2 separate regions of the Homo sapiens genome follow, and region 2 is linked to region 1. Evidence: chromatin contacts called from ENCODE Hi-C data. All regions are on one chromosome and are shown on one strand. The core of a region is the stretch at or near the end of the contact, and the rest is flanking DNA. Distances in the headings are between cores, read along the strand shown. Region 1 holds the start of RNASEH2A (ribonuclease H2 subunit A). Region 2 holds the start of NFIX (nuclear factor I X).

Region 1 (6,393 bases), core at 2,876-5,375:
TGTCACTCGGGGATAGGTGCCAGGAAGGGCAGAGACAGAGAAAGAAGGGGGCGGGCAAGCTTGGGAAATCAGAGAGGGTCCGATTGCAGAAGACCCGTGACCAGTGCAGCGAGAACGACAAGCGAAAGTCCCATATGGAAAGATTTGGGGAAAGAATGTCCAAGGAAGAGGGAATAGCAAATGCCAAGGTGAAAAGTCCTGAAGGAGAAATGGAAAGAGGTCGGTGAGGTGTGGCAGAGACATGGGTGTGGGAGGGTAGGAGGTGTCAGACCTTGGTGAGCGGTGAGTTGGGATAAGATCGGAGTTGGGATAAGATCTGTCTCATAGGGGAAAGGGGCAGATTCAGTAAAGAGCCCTTTAAAGTGATCACAGTGGCCGGCGCGGTAGCTCACGCCTATAATCCTAGCACTTTGGGAGGCTGAGGTGGGAGGATCCCTTGGTCTCGGAGACCAGACCAGCCTGGCCCACACAGCAAGACTCCATCTCTACAAAAAATATTTTAAAATTAGCCTGACTTGATGGCCCAGCACTTTGGGAGGCCGAGGCGGGAGGACTGCTTGAGCCCAGGAATTCAAGACCAGCCTGGGCAACATGGAGAGACCCCCTACTCTACAAAAATAAATAAATAAATAAAAATAAAAAATAAATTAGCCTGCCATGGTGGCATGCGCCTGTAGTCCCAGCTACTCAAGAGGCTGATACAGGAGGACCATTTGTGCCAAGGAGTTTGAAGCTGCAGTGAGCCATGATTATGCCCTTGCATTCCAACCTGGGTAACAGAGCAAGATCTTGTCTCAAAATAAATAAATTAAATAAATAAACAAACTGATCATAATAAATTGGTTTGTATATGCTAGCACAGCACCGGGAGATTTACTTACCTTCATTATGTCAATTATGCCATTTATCACTTGACAACCCTGCTGTCAGGTGGCATTGTGCCTTCTAGGTAGGGCCATGGTCACACCCCTGAAGACAGAAGTCAGCTTCAAATGGCGGGCACCAAGGATGTTGTAGGACACTCACAACTGGGCAGGCTGGCACAGCCTGGAAGTGTCAGGTTGTAGTTCCTCTGGCCCACTTACCCCGTATATGAGCTTGGAAGGTTGGCTTGCTGTCTCTGGGTCTTGGTTTCCCCACCTGAGACTCGTGGAAATATTAAATGAGGCCAGGCATGGTGGCTGGCTCACACCTGTAATCCCAGCACTTTGGGAGGCTGAGATGGGAGTATCACTTGAGCCCAGGAGTTCCAGACCAGCCTGGGCAACATGGTGAAACACCGTCTCTGCAAAAAATACAAAAAATTAGCCAGGCACAGTGGCATGTGCCTGTAGTCCCAGCTACTTGGTAGGCCGAGGTAGGAGGATTGCTTGAGCCCAGGAGGTTGAGGCTGCAGTGAGCTGTGACTGCGCCACTGCACTCCAGCCTGGGCGACAGAGCGAGACCCTGTCTCAAAAAAAAAAAAAAAAAAAAAAAAAAAGCTTAAATGAGATAATCTGTGGCAGGGTGTCTGGCATAGAAGCAGAGTCTAGCGAATATGTGCTTCTCTTATTCGTTAGTATCTTTATCTTTCTCCCTCTCTGGGGGAGGGGATTGGGAGTAGGCCCCCTCCACGTAGGTCTTCACCTCTGCCCTCCTTCTCTAGAAGTCGAGGACTCAATCCTTGGCCCGTGGGGAAAGTGGCGGTGTCTCTGCGACCTGGGCAAGCAGGAGCGCAGCCGCGAGGTAGTGGGCACAGCGCCGGGCCCGGTTTTCATGGACCCGGAGAAGCTGATCCAGTTACGGCCCTGCCGGCAACGGGATTGTCCATCCTGCAAGCCCTTCGACTGCGACTGGAGGCTCTGAGCCCGGGTGAGAGAGCAGGGCCGGGGCAAGTTGCGGGGCCCAGGGTGGGCGCGGAGGGAGGATGTGCGGTGCGGGGCGGGTATGAAGCGAGTTTGAGGAAGGGAGAACTGGGGCTCCAAGTCTTGAGTGACTTGAGGCTGATTTGGTTAGGGGGAAGCTGAGTCAGGAGCCGTGAGCCCCGCTGATATCTAGGGAGAAAAGGAGAAAAGTGGAGGGGGCGCCGGGCGCCGGGGCTCACGCCTGTAATTCCAGCATTTTGGGAGGCCGAGGCAGGCGGATCTCTTGAGTCCTGGAGTTCAAGATTAGTCTGGGCAATATCGTTGAGATCACCTCTCCATAAAAATTTTTAAAATTAGGCCGGGCGCGGTGGCTCACGCCCGCAATCCCAGCACTTTGGGAGGCCAAGGCAGGCGGATCACAAGGTCAGGAGATCGAGACCATCCTGGCTAAAACGGTGAAACCCCGTCTCTACTAAAAATATAAAAAATTAGCTGGGCGCGGTGGCGGGCGCCTGTAGTCCCAGCTACTCGGGAGGCTGAGGCAGGAGAATGGCATGAACCCGGGAGGCGGAGCCTGCAGTGAGCCGAGATCGCGCCACTGCACTCCAGCCTGGGCGACAGAGCGAGACTCTGTCTCAAAAAAAACCAACCAAACAAACAAACAAACAAAAACATTTAAGTTAGATGAGCGTGGCGGCACATGCCTGTGGTCCCAGCTACTCGGTACGATGGGGAGGAAGGATCGCTTGAGCCTGGGAGGCAAAGGTTACAATAAGCCGAGATCGCTACACTGCTATCCAGCCTGGGCAACAGAGTAACATCCTGTCTCAAAAAAAAAAAAAAAAAAAAAAAAAAAAAAAAAGTGGAGGGGGAGGCGAAGAGGAGTAAAAGGAGATAAAGAGACAATGAACTAGGACCCTGAGGAAGGGGCATGAGCCTGGTAAGGGGCGGGAACCCACAGGCAGAGGACATGAGCCCCAGTGAGCCCAGGGAATAGAAGTGGTGGATGCCAGGCACTGTGGCTGGCTCAGGCTTGTAATCCCAACACTTTGGGAGGCTGAGGCGACCGGATCGCTTGAGCCCAGGAGTTTGAAGCCAGCCTGGGCAACATAATGAGACCCCGTCTCTACAAAAAATACCAAAAATAGTCGGGCATGGTGGTGTGGTGTGCACCTGTAGTCCAGCTGCTTGGGAGACTGAGGTGGGAGGATCGCGTCAGCCCAGGAGGTGGAGGTTGCAGTGAGCCAAGATCGCGCCACTGCACTCCAGCCTGGACAACAGAGAGAGACCCTGTCTAAAAAAAAAAGAAGGCCGGGTGCGGTGGCTCACGCCTGCAATCCCAACACTTTGGGAGGCCGAGGCGGGCGGATCACAAGGTCAGGAAATCGAGACCAACCTGGCTAACACGGTGAAACCCCATCTCTACTAAAAAGTACAAAAAATTAGCCGGGTGTGGTGGCGGGCGCCTGTAGTCCCAGCTATTCGGGAGACTGAGGCAGGAGAATGGCGTGAACCCGGGACGCGGAGCTTGCAGTGAGCGGAGATGGCGCCATTGCACTCCAGCCTGGGCGACAAGAGCGAGACTCTGTCTCAAAAAAAAAAAAAAGAAAAAAAAAAAGTGGGTCGAGGGGTGGGGGTGGGGACATTCATTCTAAGTTGGGAGGAATGAGCTTCTATAGGGAGCAGAGACCCTGAGCAGGAGTCCACCGAGGTCTGTGATCTCCAACGGGGGTGGGGAAGGCTTGGCCTGAATGAGACAGAGGTTAGGAAGCACAGATCTTGCACGGAGTGGAGGTGGGCCGAAGGGAGCAACCAAGAGAGGGAGTTTGGGGACTCCAAATCCAAAAGCCTGGGTTTAGTGGAAGCGGGGCTACCTGGTCCAGGGGACTTAGAATGTGTACAGAAGCAGGGACCGCAAGTACAGGGCCTGAATCCAAGTGGCAGTTGGGGACCCAGTGATGCGGTGACCCGTGTCCTGGGAGTGGGGTGATATTTGACTCTCTAGTTCCCCGTTAGGCTGGGTCTTCGAAGCTACGTCTCAGTTTCCCTCTTATTTCCCCCTCTTCCCACCGGGCCACGCAGGCGGGGCCCCAGAGACCGTGAAGCAGAGCTTGCAAAGTGACCCCGTCCACCGAATTCCCCAAGCTGAGTGTTCGGCCATAGCCCTTCGGGACTACAATTCCCAGGAGGGCGCACGGCAGCGACGTCGGCGTCGGCTGCGTAAGCGTCCACGGCGGCGGGAGCGCCAGGGGCGTGTTCTGCCCGCGGATTGGCCGGAAGCAGGCGCCGCTTCGAGGCCCGCGGAAAACGCGCGCCGAGACCCGCTCCTGCAGTATTAGTTCTTGCAGCTGGTGGTGGCGGCTGAGGCGGCATGGATCTCAGCGAGCTGGAGAGAGACAATACAGGCCGCTGTCGCCTGAGTTCGCCTGTGCCCGCGGTGTGCCGCAAGGAGCCTTGCGTCCTGGGCGTCGATGAGGCGGGCAGGGGCCCCGTGCTGGGTGCGCCCCTAGGGCCAGGGAGGGGAGGGGCGTGGTACGGAGGATGCGGGAAACGGGAGTCGGGATTGCACTGCACCAAGGGAGGGGATGTGGTCGTGGTGATGGCACCTAAAGAAGCAGTGATGATAGAACAGGGATGAATGGCAACTTTCACGGGCTCAGTGATTGGACCCCGGCTGCCAGAAAACTGACACCCCTTCTCCCCAGGCCCCATGGTCTACGCCATCTGTTATTGTCCCCTGCCTCGCCTGGCAGATCTGGAGGCGCTGAAAGTGGCAGGTGAGCCCGAGGTGTGCGTCTGGGGAAGGGATTCCTGGGTATGTGCAGGGGCAGGTGAGAACTGAAAGGGGAGGGCAGGAACTGGGAGAACCAGCTGTTCCCCTTCTCTTCCAAACCTCCTCCCAGACTCAAAGACCCTATTGGAGAGCGAGCGGGAAAGGCTGTTTGCGAAAATGGAGGACACGGACTTTGTCGGCTGGGCGCTGGATGTGCTGTCTCCAAACCTCATCTCTACCAGCATGCTTGGGCGGTGAGGGGTCCCCGGGAGGGGCAGCCAGCATGGGCTGACCAAGCTTTGTTCCTAGAATGAGATTAACTGGGCTCTGTTCCCCACCACAGGGTCAAATACAACCTGAACTCCCTGTCACATGATACAGCCACTGGGCTTATACAGTATGCATTGGACCAGGGCGTGAACGTCACCCAGGTGAGTTAACTGTAAGTTGTCCCCATTTGGTCATCTCAGGATAAAATGGGGACAAAACAGGAGTTCGAGACTGCAGTGAGCCATGATCATGCCACAGCACTCCATCCTGGGTGACAAAGGAAGCCCCCCAACTCAAAAATGGAGGCAGGGCGCAGTGGCTCACGCCTATAATCGCAGCACTTTGGGAAGCCGCGGCGGGTAGATCACCGGAGGTCAAGAGTTCGAGACCAGCCTGACCAACATGGTGAAACCCCGTCTCTACTAAAAATACAAAAATTAGCTGGACGTGGTGGCAGGCGCCTGTAATCCTAGCTACTCAGGAGGCTGAGACAGGAGAATCGCTTGAACCCAGGAGGCAGAAGTTGCAGTGAGCCAAGATTGTGCCATTGCACTCCAACCCGGGCAACAGAGCAAGACCCTGTCTCAAAAAAATAAAAAATAAAAAATAAACTAAAAATGGGAGACCAGGCGCAGTGGCTCACGGCTGTAATCCCAGCGTTTCAGGAGGCTGAGGCAGGCAGATCACCTGAGGTCAGGAGTTGAAGACCATCCTGGCCAACATGGTGAAACCTCATCTCTACTGAAAATACAAAAAATTAGCCCAGCATGGTGGCGGGTGCCTGTAATCCCACCTATTGGTGAGGCCGAGGCAGAAGAATTGCTCGAACCCGGGAGGCGGAGGTTGCAGTGAGGTGAGATCGCGCCATTGCACTCCAGCCTGGGGGACAGAGCGAAAAATAAAAATAAAAATAAAATAAAAAATAAATGTGGGCAAAAATGTGCAGTGTGCAGATTCAGCATCAGATACGTCTGGAGTGCCTCGGGCATATTCATTGCTACTGTTGATTTCGTGCTCCTGTTTCTGCCCTAAATGTGTGCCACACTGACGACCACAGTGTAGCCCCTAGTCCCGTCTCCATCTAATCTCTCCCTCATCCTAAAGGCTCAGTCTCCAGAACAAATCCTACATTGTCTACCTGTCACCTCTGTCCTAGCCCAGGACACCCCCCACTCCCTGGACACCTGCTGAGTGTCGTCTCTCGTCCCTCACCCTCCTATCCCCTCCAATCTGTTCCCCAAGCAGCAACAGAAGGTAGTCTTTTTGAAATGCACATCTCGACATTTAGTTTTCCGATCACAGTGGAAATTAAATCAGGAAAATTCACAGTCGAGTGGGGCAGAATTACATTAAATTACCAGAGAAAAACATAAATCAGCATTGCCTCGAATGCTCTCAATGAAAGAATGGACCGTTCTGAGAGAATAACAAGGCAAAATAACCTTGACGTAGGAATTGTATGCTGGGTATGGTGGCTCACGCCTGTAATCCCAGCACTTTGGGAAG
Region 2 (7,056 bases), core at 2,306-4,805, 190 kb after region 1:
CCCATTTCAGACTCCTGAAGTGCTGGGATTATAGGCATGAGCCACCGCATCCGGCCTACACTGACACTTTTTTTTTTTGAGACGGAGTCTCGCTCTGTCGCCCAGGCTGAAGTGCAGTGGCGTGATCTCGGCTCACTGCAAGCTCCGCCTCCCGGGTTCACGCCATTCTCCTGCCTCAGCCTCCCAAGTAGCTGGGATTACAGGCGCCCGCCACCATGCCTGGCTAATGTTTTGTATTTTTAGTAGAGACGGGGTTTCACCGTGTTAGCCATGATGGTCTCGATCTCCTGACCACCCGCCTCGGCCTCCCAAAGTGCTGGGATTACAGGTGTGAGCCACCGTGCCCGGCTGGTGTTTGCTTGCTTGCTTGCTTGCTTTTCTTTTTCTTTCTTTTTCTTTTCTTTCTTTCTTCCTTTCTCTTTTTCTTTTTCTTTTCTTTCTTTCTTTCCTTTCTTCCTTCCTTCCTTTCCTTCCCTCCTCTTCCTTCTTTCTTTCTTTCCTTTGTTTCTTTCTCTCTCTCTCTCTTTTTCTTTTTTTCTTTTCTTTTTTTTGAGATAGAGCCTTGCTCTGTTGCTCAGTCTGGAGTGCAGTGGTTCGATCTCGGCTCACCGCAACCTCTGCCTCCTAGGTTCAAGCAATTCTGCCTCAGCCTCCTGAGTAGCTGGGATTATAGGCGCCTGCTACCATGCCCGGCTAAATTTTATATTTTTAGTAGAGATGGGGTTTCACCATGTTGGTGAGTCTGGTCTCGAGCTCCTGACCTCAGGTGATCTGCCTGCCTCGGCCTCCCAAGGTGCTGGGATTATAGGCATGAGCCACCACGCCTGGCCATGGTCTTTATTTTCTTCCCCCACCATGTCCCCAGTGCTTGGTATAGGACCGGGCAGGCACCTTCTCTGCCTCATGACACCTTAAGTACAAAGTCAGACCCAGTCTCTGCTGCACAACATACAGATCCACACAAAAAGATTCTTGCTTTGTTTTTTAAAATTTTTATTATTTATTTATTTATTTATTTATTTATTTATTTATTTATAGATGGAGTGTCGTTCTGTCACCAGGCAGGAGTGCAGTGGCGCGATCTCAGCTCGCTGCAACTTCCGCCTCCTGAGTTCAAGTGATCTCCGGCCTCAGCCTCCCGAGTAGCTGGGACTACAGGTACACGCCACCACACCCAGCTAATTTTTGTATTTTTAGTAGAGACGGGGTTTCACCATGTTGGCCATGATGGTCTCGATCTCTTGACCTCATGATCTGCCTGCCTTGGCCTCCCAAAGTGCTGGGATTACAGGCGTGAGCTCTCCCTTTCTCTCTCTTTCGTTTTGAGACAGAGTCTTGCTCTGTTCCCCAGGCTGGAGTGCAGTGGTATGGTCTTGGCTTACTGCAGCCTCTGCCTCCCAGGTTCAAGCGATTCTCCTGCCTCAGCCTCCCTAGTAGCTGGGATTACAGGCATCCCACCACGCCCAGCTAAGTTTTTTATTTTTAGTAGAGACAGGGTTTCACCATATTGGCCAGGCTGGTCTCAAACTCCTGACCTCAGGTGATCCACCCGCTTCGGCCTCCCAAATTGCTGGGATTATAGGTATGAGCCACCACGCCCAGCCAGACTCTTGCACCTATCATGACCTGCATTTCTTCAGTGTCCCCGGAAGACACCAGACCCATCTAGACACCCACAGACACACTGCCTGCCACACAGCCTAATACAGTATTGTGACAAGGAGCATATCGTTTCTGGGACATTTACACACATACTCACGTACACATGCATACTTTTGTGCCTGCTTGCAAGAGCCCAATGGGCACAGCCAACCCTGTGTGCGTGCGCACCCCCCGCCCTGGGCACTGACACCCCCTTTAACAGACAATGCATAGCTGAGAATTGCCACAGCTTTTTGGCCCAAGAGAGCAAGAAGGTGCTGGTTGCACCTGGCAGCAGGCGGGTGTTTTGTCTCAGCAGGAGCTGCCTGGGGGCTGTAGGCACTGCCTCCCCACCCACCCTGAGGGTTACCAGAGGGCTTCCTCTCCCCTTGCTCCAGGGTCCCCAGCACTACCTCTCCCCCCAGGCCTTTATGTTCTGAAAATGAGGAGTCAGGGCCCGCAAGAGGGGCTGGAACCTCACCAAAGTGTGTGTGTGTGTGTGTACATGTACGGAGGCCCTGATGCCCAATTCTGTCCCTGACAGCTGAGCTGTGGGTCTCCTGCTATATTTGCCTATGTCGATGATCAGGGCCACATTACAAGTGTGTTGGGGGGGGGGCACGTAAGGGACATGGGTGTATGTGTGTGATCCCTGTGTGCATGGCTAGATGATTCTCCCAGGGGGGTTGTCAGCCGCCTGGGCATCAGTTGGTCAGTGTGTCCAAGGCCTGTGGGTACATCTGGGCAACCCAGTGTGTGTGTGTGTGTGTGTGTCTGTGTGTTGTGTTGTGACAGCCAGTGTTGCTTTGTATCTGTGACGCTGTGTATCTCTTTGTATTGGGGTCCTTTGCATTCACTTCCAGGTGTTTGGTGTGTGTTTATGTGACATTGTGTATCTTCCCTTCATTAGTGTCATCTTATTTATTTAGTTATTTTTTTTCAGACAGGGTCTTGCTCTGTCACCCAGGTTGGAGTGCAATGGCACTATCATGGCTCACTGCACCCTTGACCTCCCCGGGCTCAAGGGATCCCCCCACTTCAGCCTCCTAAGTAGCTGGGACCACAGGCATCCACCACCACACCCAGCTAATTTTTGTATTTTTGGTAGAGAGGGGTTTTGCCATGTTGTCCAGGCTGGTCTTGAACTCCTGAGCTCAAGCAATCCACTGGCCTCGGCCTCTCAATCATCAGTGTCATTCTGTACATCGGGGTGTACTGCCACAACTGCCAGTGTGTTCTGGCACTGCGATGTGTGTGTGTTGTGTATGTGTCTGCGTGTAGGAATTGTGTGTCTGGAAGGTGTCAGCGTGTGGCTGTGTGATCTTGCATGTGTCTGTGTTCTGCAGGAACATGCGTCAGTGTGTGTGCATCAGTGTGCATCTCTATGTGTCATGCACTGGTGTGTCTTCGTGTATATCAGTGTGTGTCTACGTGACGCCTGCTTTGGTGTATGTCTATACGCGGTTCCTTGTTGTGTGCCTGGATACCATGGTGGGACGGTGCATGTCAGAGCGTGGGTCGTGGGTGTTTTCCCAGACTGCTGTGTGTGTGTGCCCGTGTGTAGGGGTTGTGTGTCTGTGCCTTGTGTGCACTGGTGTCCGAGTGTGCTTTGTGTTCGAAGGCGGAACGTGTGGCCAGGCGTTCTGGACGTGACATGTGTGGCGGGGTCCGAGTCCCGCTGCGTGTCAGCGTGTGTCTGCGCTGGAACGCGGGCCAGCACGTGTCAGGGCGGCCGCGTCGGTGTGCGCCCCCGCGCGCGCGTGTGCGTGTGTTCGTGTGTGTGTGTGCATGTGTGTGCTTGTGTGTGTGCGCCGGCCGCCGCTCCCCCGCCCTGCCCGCCCCTCCCCGCGCCCCTCCTCCCGCCCGCGCCGCCCGCCCGCTCCCTCTCCCCGGAGTGCGCCGCTTCCAAACTTTGTCTAAACTTTCACTTTCACAGCGCGGCGGCTGCGGCGGCGGCGGCGGCGGGCGAGGGTGACCGGCCGAGCGGCGGCGGCATGGAGTAGACGCGCGGCGGCAGCGGCGGCGGCGGCGGACGCGAGAGGCAGCGGCGAGCGCGGCGGCGGCGGCGGCAGCGGCGGCCCCGGAGCCGGCGGGGCCGAGCTTGCGAGCGGCGAGCGCGGAGCGGCGCCGGGCCGAGCGCGGGGCCGCGGGCCGGGCGGGCGCAGCGCGGCGGAGGCCGGAGGAGCCGAGCCGGAGCCCGAGCCCGAGCGCGGCCGCCGCCTGCCGGGCCTCCCCTCGCCGCGGCCGGCCGCCGCGCTCCCGCCCGGGCGCCCAGCTATGTACTCCCCGTACTGCCTCACCCAGGTACCGGCCGCCGCCCCCGCGCGACCGGGGGAGGGGAGCGGGCGCGGGAGGCCGGCCGGCGGCGCGGGCGGAGGGGACGCGCGGCGGCCGGGAAGGGGGGGCCGAGAGCCCGCGGGCCGCCGAGGGGTGCAGGCTGTGCCGCGGGGAGCCCAGGCACGCGTGCGGGCGTCACCGTGCGCGTGCGACCCTGGCCACCGGGCGGACTCCTTTTGGGGGTTCCGGGGGTGGCCAGCTGCGTCGTGGCGCTGCCCGTGGAGCGCAGGCGGGAGTGCGTGTACGTGTGTGTGTGTGTGTGTGTGTGTGTGTGCGCGCTCGACTGGGGTGCGATGGGCAGCGGGACTCCGGCTGACCTGTGGGCTACTGTAGCGCGCACCCGGGCAGCGTGGTCGCTGGCAGTGTTTGCGGGGTTGACAGAGTGGCAAGAGGGTGGTCCCGAGGGCGCAGAGGGGACACTGGGTCCCGCGACGCTTCCTGGGGAGGGCGCAGCGGTTCCCGAGGGTGGCAGTGGCCGGCGTGCGTGGCGGCGGCCCTTGCGTGCGGCCGGGGTGCCTGGGGTGGGCCGAGCGGCCCGGGCGTCTCCCCAAAGTCTTTGTTTAGGCCTCACATGGGAGCGGGGCTAAGAAAATGGCGGGGCTCCCAAATTTCGGAGGGGCAGGGGAGGGGAGAGGGGGGCGGGCGCGCTGCCAGCGGTGGCCGCGCCTCTCCGACCCCGGACGTCGCAGCCTCTGCCCCCCCACCCCCAAACTTTCCTCGGCGCAAACTTTCTGGCCCCAGCGACCCGGGCTGCTGCGGAGTGGACCCGGCAGGCCTGGGGAATCCCGTCCCGTCGCCTGGAGGCGGGAGGGGCGGGAGGCAGCCGTGGACACAGCCGACAGTGCTGCGGCCACACCGTCGGGTCAGCCTCGGGCACAACAGCGCCGACCTTGGCGCGTTGCTAGAGCGCGTCCCGCCTGCAGCGAAGTTCCCTGCGCGGCGCACGGCTGCGGCAAAAGCTTCGAGGATGCCTGTCGGGCCACCCAACTCTCCCTGGGCTGTGGCCTGAGGCTCTAAGAGGGCACAGAAGCTGCCCAGAGTCCCACAGTGGCCCTGACAGCGTTGCCTGCAGGGCCAAGCCACAGCTGGTAACAGTCTCCGAAGAGGGGACATCTAGGGGCTGCTTAGCCCTGCTGCCAGCCAGGCCTGCATGTGGGGGTTCTCTAGGCCAGGCCCTAATTGTCCCCTCTGCCCAGCCTGATCCTTGTCAGCCATGTGCCAAGTGTGTCCACAGCTTACAGTGGCAGTCCACATGGGTATGGCTCCTACTTTGTCTGGGTCCTACCGGGAGTGTGCAGTGGTGTCAAGGGGCGAGGGGTTTGTCGGGGTGTGTGTCAGCTGTGGCTACACCACACTCCTGTATGCACAGGTGAGAGTGTATGCAAGTGTGAATCAATCTAGAGTCTGTGTGTAGCCCCTGTGGGCCGGCCATGGGCAGGCCTGCGTGGCATGGCCGTGTGTGTGGCCCAGGGAGCGGGTTTTCCTGTAGAAAGCAGGCCCAAGTACGTGTTGGCGAGGGCGCACCGGCATGCATACATGTTGCAGTGTGCATGCAGGTGTGAGCAGGCACCCTGAGCACCATGGCAGTGTGGGGAACCCCCACATCTGCACCTCCAGTTCCACGGCCACTCCATGTTGGGCGCCCCTCACAACAACTGCCTACCCAGCGGTGTCTGAGCTGGGCCTCTTTGGTGCTACACTTGGCTGGGCTGTGTGGCCGATGTTTGGGGCCTAGTGGAACCAAGACCCCACGCTCAAGCAGCCCCTTGCCCACCAGGCTGCCAGCCCGGCCTCCCATGCCAAGCACGCCAGACATCTGAGCCTGCTCCCCCATGGCTTGGGTGAGACACCAGCCCCTCAGATTTCACAGCACCCTGGGAGAGAAAATGCCTGTGGATACGCCGGTGACATGGCTAGGAAGGGGCTGGGGCGGCTGCGAGACCCAGGGCGATGGCCGGTGCTTGGCTCTGTGTGATTGTAGGCCCAGGTTACGACAGTTCCAGTGTGCCAGGATGGCTGGAGAGGGGAGTGGGCATGGTGTCTCCAGGCTGCCAGCCCTTCATGGTGGGCAGGGAAACCCTTCAGCTCTGGGCAGGTGGCTGCTGTCGGCTGGTCAGTGGGGTCTGGCCTGCCCCTCCCTAACAATCACATCTCTGTTTTTACAAATCTTTCTGCTTCCATGGTTTGCCCCGCTGGTCTCTGTTTTTATGACAACCTCTTTCCTTTGCTGTCTTTTTCTCGGTCTGTTTTTATCGGTCTCTGGTGTATTCTGCCCTTTTCCATCTCTCTTTCTCCATCTCTGTCCTTTTGTATGTCTCTGACTGTCTCTGTCTCTGATTCCAGTTTTGGCCCCATCTCTGCTCCCCCCTCCACTGGCGTCTCGGACTCTCTCTCTCTCTGTCTCTCTGGCCTGCCTCTCTCTCTTTCCCTCTCTCTCTCTCCCTTTTCTTTTTTTCAAACCAGAATTGGCTTCGATTTTAAAGTCAATAAATGATTGAGCAGGAACGAGCTTGGAGCAGCGGGGCCCTGGCGGGGAAAGGTACTGTGGGCGAGGGGGAAGGGCGGGGGGAAAAATCTCCTTCTAGAAAAAGCATCGAAATTCAGGGCGGCCGGGTGGGGCGGTTCCTGGAGCTGCTGGAGTCCATTGTAGCCACAGTCCTGAGTCTCAGGCGGAGAGAGGGGTGGGGGGTGGATGGATGGACCCCCATCCCCATCCCAACCCTGCCAAGAAACAGAGACACAACCAGGATGTGAACTCACGTACACCACCATCACCGCCAAGATGGGGATGTAAGTGTCCTGTTCACACCGATGTCCAGACCCACGACCATCGACGAGCCTACAGACCTACGGACACAGGAAACCGACGACTTGTGTTCACACTGTCACACACACCCATTAACACACACGCACCTCTTGAAATGGGACACGTATATTGGTGTAGGCTTAGCGACACAGCAGTACCTCTTTGACGCACGTATGGACACAGGAAACTGTGGACTTGTGTTCACAACCACCCCCAGCGCACACATAAACACTCACAAACCCCTCGAGATGATACAGATAGCGACGAAGGCA

What was found. A loop is a pair of places that touch in the nucleus more often than their neighbours do. Pooled maps may share reads with other maps.
Region 2: a pooled map shows a loop between it and region 1 (3-fold over the local background). The contact joins the promoter of NFIX here to the promoter of RNASEH2A in region 1. A Hi-C loop is called at or near these places in 1 of 168 maps with a recorded cell type or tissue (sigmoid colon) and 1 of 50 pooled maps.

The regions. Positions count from the first base shown.
Region 1 is chr19:12,802,459-12,808,851 of GRCh38, forward strand. RNASEH2A (ribonuclease H2 subunit A) reads left to right here and starts at 4,126. Exons shown (of 8, transcript NM_006397.3): 1 at 4,126-4,342; 2 at 4,550-4,621; 3 at 4,748-4,871; 4 at 4,961-5,048. The coding sequence starts at 4,216. THSD8 (thrombospondin type 1 domain containing 8) reads left to right here. Exons shown (of 2, transcript NM_001386800.1): 2 at 1,646-1,931. The coding sequence ends at 1,845. RefSeq lists a cis regulatory region at 3,373-4,405 and enhancers at 3,850-3,979, 4,180-4,229.
Region 2 is chr19:12,991,920-12,998,975 of GRCh38, forward strand. It overlaps NFIX (nuclear factor I X), which reads left to right and starts at 3,556. Exons shown (of 11, transcript NM_001365902.3): 1 at 3,556-3,945. The coding sequence starts at 3,919. RefSeq lists a silencer at 3,503-3,662 and an enhancer at 3,837-4,425.